2 separate regions of the Mus musculus genome follow, and region 2 is linked to region 1. The links are chromatin loops, found by intact Hi-C in ENCODE. Cell type or tissue: heart. All regions are shown on one strand.

Region 1 (2,500 bases):
ATTTCTGAAGGAGAAAACTGGGTGATGAGTGTCCTTGAGTAGAGAAGAAGGCGTGGCATCTAATGGCAGAACCAAGGAACTGACCTAAGGAAGACAGGTGACTCATTCATGTACCAGAAATAAAGACTAATGAGCAGCGCTACCAGAAAGTGTTTGACAAAGCTGTAAGGCCTGTGGCACTTCCAACTGCTTAAGTTGTCTCAGGCTAAGTATCTTGTAAGGAACATGGAAAGAATGTGTGAACATCAGATACTTCCTGGAAGGACTCTAGCCAGTTAGCTGGATGCTCAGAGATGTGACAACAGAGTTGACAACTGTGGTATCACTACTGCCACTTGTGGACAAACATCTGAGGGCTGCAAAGGCTCCAAGGCAATCCACTGTCAGTGTGGAGAACGAAGCCCAGCAGCTTCCTCTAGAGACAGTGAGCCAACATTACTAACGGGCTGACTTCCCACAATAGCCAGTGCTGCAACACAGCACAAAACAGCCATGCTGAGCACACATGTGCCTTGCTTACACAGTAAGGGGAGCTAGGTAATTTCTTCAAAAGAAATTAATACTCCCTGTATTTTAGTAAATATTAGCTTTCCCCAAGCCCCCTACCCCCCCCCCTTTTTTTGAGACAGGGCCTCATCATATAGTCCAATCTGGCCTTAAACATTATAGGGGAAATATTTTCTTCAGTGATGCAGTCACTAATAAGATGCCCATGTTCCTTTATTGAACCCTTCACCCATACTCCTTTAAATAACCTTAAGCTTACTGATTCATTTAATCAAAAAAAAAAAAGATACAAAGGTAGAGAGGAACTATATGGAAATAGCAAGAGTGGGAAATAGCGGTGAAAGTGAACAACGTACATTACACAGATGCATGCATGAAGATGCCAGTGAAACCCATTATGTACATTTGATAATATGTGCTAGGAAAACTTTATTTTAAATCTTGCTAAGTCTAACCTTCCAACAATTCCATAAAGATCTCATCATTAAAACTGCTTTTCTTGTCTCTATAGATAGAAGCTTTCAAAGTACAGCCTATTTGCTGGATACATCACTAAGAATCGTTCCATCCACGGGAGCTCCCGCCTGCATTTTAAAGCAATACTGCCACCAGAAGACTAAAAAGAAAAGTAACCACTAACAACTCCAACTAATTACAGAATATTCACTTTTCTCCATCGGTGGCTACATAACAACTCCCTGATGCTGACCGGACACCCATTCCTCCTCGTACCTTACCGCACTCCTCCCCATTCCCGCTTCGTTTGCAGCATCAACTAAACCATAGTGTTTCAAATCTAAGTTCGTCCCAACTGCGGGAAAACAAGAGAACTGATGAGTGGTCAACGGCTTTCTGCTGTCAATTAAGGGAAATGTGAATAAATGCCATGAGATGAGCAGTCCTTCCGTGCGAAGGACCTGAATACGCGCTAACGGTGCTTTTGGGTGATCTCAACCTTCACGTAAAGACTACGAAAGAAAAGAGGGAGAAAGGGAGAGGGGAGAGGAAAAGAGAGGAGGGAGACGGGGAGGGAACGACAGAGGAAAGAGAGGGAGGAAGAGAGAAGCAAAAAAGAAAAAAAAAGGAAGAGAGGCGGAGAGGGATGAAGAGAGGGTAGAGAGAAAAGAAACTGGAGATTAAGTATAACAGCAAGAGATGAACTTGACGGTCCAACTTCACGCCGTACTCAAACGCCCCATCTCAGCGCAGGCGTTGCCATCGGGCGTAGACAAACGTTACAAAGTCTTAAAGCCTTGGGCCGCAAGTTACCACTTTGTAAAGCGCCAAGCAACACAGCAACGTGTCACCGAACCGCCGCCTGGGGCCGTACCCCAAGCCCTGGGGGGCGATGCCAGCGCGTCCCCGGACCCCGGCGGCAGCGCGCCCGCCCGCCCCGGCCGCGCGCCCGTTCGCACCGCCGCTCACCCGGTAGTTGCTCGAGCCCACCCAGCGGGTGAGCGCGTCCACGGTCTTAGCCAGGCGGCTCGGATCGTCCTCCAGGTCCGGGATGGCTCCGGGCGTGCCGAGGCAGAGCAGCAGCTCCTCGCCCGCCTGCAGCCGGCCGCTCACGTCCTTCTGCAGCACTTGGGCGCAGAAGTACTCGGCGCCGCGGGGCTCCATGGCCGCGCCCGCCACCCCTCACACGCCCGTCGCCCCTTACACGCCAACTTTCCTCGCAGCACCGCCGAGGCGCGGCGGTGAAGCCTCCGGGACGCGCCGACACGCAGAGACGCCGCTGCCTGGGGTGCGGCGGCCGGCGGGGGACGGCCCCCCTAAACTAATCAAACTCGGCGCCCCCCGGTCCCAGCCCCGCTTCAGAGGCTGCGGCTGCCGGCGACGTCAGCGCGCGCGTGACGTCAGAGCGACGCGCCCGGCCTCCAGCCCGGCCTCCCGGCGCGCCCGAGCCCCTGTGGGCTGCGGCCTGTGGCGCTACTGATGGCCCGAGCCTTGGGCTGTCGGGGCCGTGTGGGTCGCCTCGCGTGGGCGACCCTGG
Region 2 (2,500 bases), 130 kb before region 1:
CAGTCAAAATTATTCACAAATGAGAAACAAATTTAAAGAAGAGCCACTGTTTACTTAGTAGAAGAGGGAGAAGATGGCTCTGCCAGTTCAGGCAGGGCTCTCCAAATGAAGTGAATCATAAAGTAACCCAGAACTCCCTCATCAGTAACAGTCAGGGGGAGATTTATGAAGTCACACCAGCAACTCACCACAAAGTTCTAATAATAATGTCTCCTTCAGGAAAACTGATTTTATTCTTTAGCTAAAACAGATTGTTCAATATCCATTAAGTAACTACTTTGTGCCCAATGTTCTCACACATATAGACAAACTAGACATAAATTCTCACCTGCCCACCGACTGTTTTGTATACAATTAAAACACTTCATCCACCATTTTGGTTTTTTTTAAACATACATACATATATATATATATATATATACATAACTGAGAACATAAAACAATTCTATATTCAAAAATGATACGAGTTGTACCCCCCAAAACCAAACAAACAAACAAAAAACCCAATGCCCATCTGCCAGTTAGAAAATGCTAAGGGGTTGCTAAAGGGAGGAAGGAGAGTTACTTGGGGGAAAAACATAAGTGATTTATTCTCTAATCAATTAAATTTACATAACACAAATGAGCTTTAAAATGAATCTTATGTGATGAAAACAGAAAAGGGCAGACTGAGATGAATGCAGAGACGATAGTGAAATGTACTCATCCTTCACCTGAGGCCCCACACACATCGGGGGCGTAGAGGGCACCAGTGGATCTGGAATGGTGTCTGGAGGCTGGAATAACAGGACCATACAAACCTCATCTATCACCACAGAGACAAGGAATAGTGGCAGCACTACTGTCAGGCAAGGAGAGGTAGTTAACAGTGGTGTCACTCTCATAGTTAATGAGCAGAGCATCGCCACACATGGCAATGGAACATCAAGTAGCATTGAGAGATCAACTCTGACACAAATACAAATCACACCTAAGTGGACGGAAATAGGCCATAGGAGACAGGAAAGGCAAGTTCAAATGGAGGGAAATGTCAAAAGTACAAGCATGAAAACAAAACAAAAACAAACACTTGCAGTAAAAAAAAAACCACTATGGTAACTAATAATAATCTTATCTCCTTTACTCTCAACACCCACTGAGAGCTATTTCAATTCAATTCTGTAAGTCTAGATTTTTGTGCCTTTCTATTCATATGTTGAAATACTGACTCTAAGTGTTAAAGGTAGGTGGTGCCTCTGAGAGGCAATCTAGTTATGAGAGCATTAAAGGCACTCCAGAGAGCTAAGGACTTCTTCTACGGAGGACAGCATGCAGGAGCCAGAAGGGTCCTCAGCAGACACTGGGCCTTCACAGTACTGAGGAGTAAGTCCTAGTTACTTAGGAGTACTGAGCTATTGCATGTTATAGCAGCCTGGACAGACTAAGACAGATGGAAACCTGGAGCACAGGTCAACATGTGTGGTGGAAGGACACTATTAACTGCTATAACTCTGTAACTGAATTAATTCTTTCAAGATCTGTTTCTACAAGTACACAGACAAATTTTACATTAGTCAAAAATCATTTTCTGCAGGGCGGTGGTGGCGCACACCTTTAATCCCAGCACTCGGGAGGCAGAGGCAGGCAGATTTCTGAGTTCAAGGCCAGCCTGGTCTACAGAGTGAGTTCCCGGACAGCCAGGGCTACACAGAGAAACCCTGTCTCGAAAAACCAAAACAAACAAACAAAAACAAAAACAAAAAATCATTTTATTCATTTATATTAAGGTACATCTTATTCATAATGGTCCAAAGAGCATTAGTTCTGCATCTGGGAATAAATAAACTGTTGAAAAATGGAAGCTATGAGCACTGAAAAGAGACTACTAGTACCCTAACAAAACCCATTAAAAATCCATAGTGGATGGTACTAAGTATTACTCTATAACCTAATCTCTGCCTACTTTACATTTCAGACCTCCCTTCAGACTGGCAGCACATAAAACTGACCCTTGTCTTATATCCAGAAATAAATTGCCACATAAATGCATTTTAATGTTTAATAAAATACATATCTTTCATTTTAATATCATCCTACTCATATGACTAATGAGAGCTGATGAATATTTTTAATAACAGGAATTACTTTTGTCTTTCCTACAGGATGGCTTGGCCTTCATAAACTCTGCATGTATATAATTTAGATTCAACTCTCATTATAGATAGATAGATAGATAGATAGATAGATAGATAGATAGATAGATAGATAGATAGATTTAAATAGCAACCATGTGACCTTATCAGGATGTAAGCAGCTACATGGTTTGCAACTCTCTTACTAAGATTAAAGAGTATATGCTATGTGACTTCACCATCTTAAGATGACCACATGGCATTAAGCAACACTTGTATAATCTTCTTAATTACAGTGAGCTGTCTATTTAGCACTGTACTCCCTTTAGAGTAAGGAAGCAGTAACAAGTCTTAAATATTCTGAATTACTATGGATTCTTATATGGTGC

The links. A loop is a pair of places that touch in the nucleus more often than their neighbours do. Peaks named below come from ENCODE experiments on the same cell type or tissue, not always from the same donor. Only the 100,000 strongest peaks of a DNase experiment are listed, where the experiment ranks them.
Region 2: it touches region 1 in a loop (2.0-fold over the local background); 4 of 42 quality-filtered maps call a loop at or near these places.

What each region holds. Positions count from the first base shown.
Region 1 is chr9:113,741,308-113,743,807 of GRCm38, reverse strand. It overlaps Clasp2 (CLIP associating protein 2), which reads right to left and starts at 2,335. Exons shown (of 40, transcript NM_001114347.1): 1 at 1,933-2,335. The coding sequence starts at 2,127. In heart, a CTCF peak has its summit at 1,119; DNase peaks (open chromatin) are centred at 1,997 and 2,457; H3K4me3 peaks cover 1,759 bases; H3K27ac peaks cover 1,308 bases.
Region 2 is chr9:113,873,541-113,876,040 of GRCm38, reverse strand. All of the region lies in intron 23 of Clasp2 (CLIP associating protein 2), which reads right to left. Among named protein-coding and RNA genes, the nearest start is that of Gm39439, 56 kb to the left of the region's middle. In heart, no CTCF peak of the experiment used is centred here; no DNase peak of the experiment used is centred here.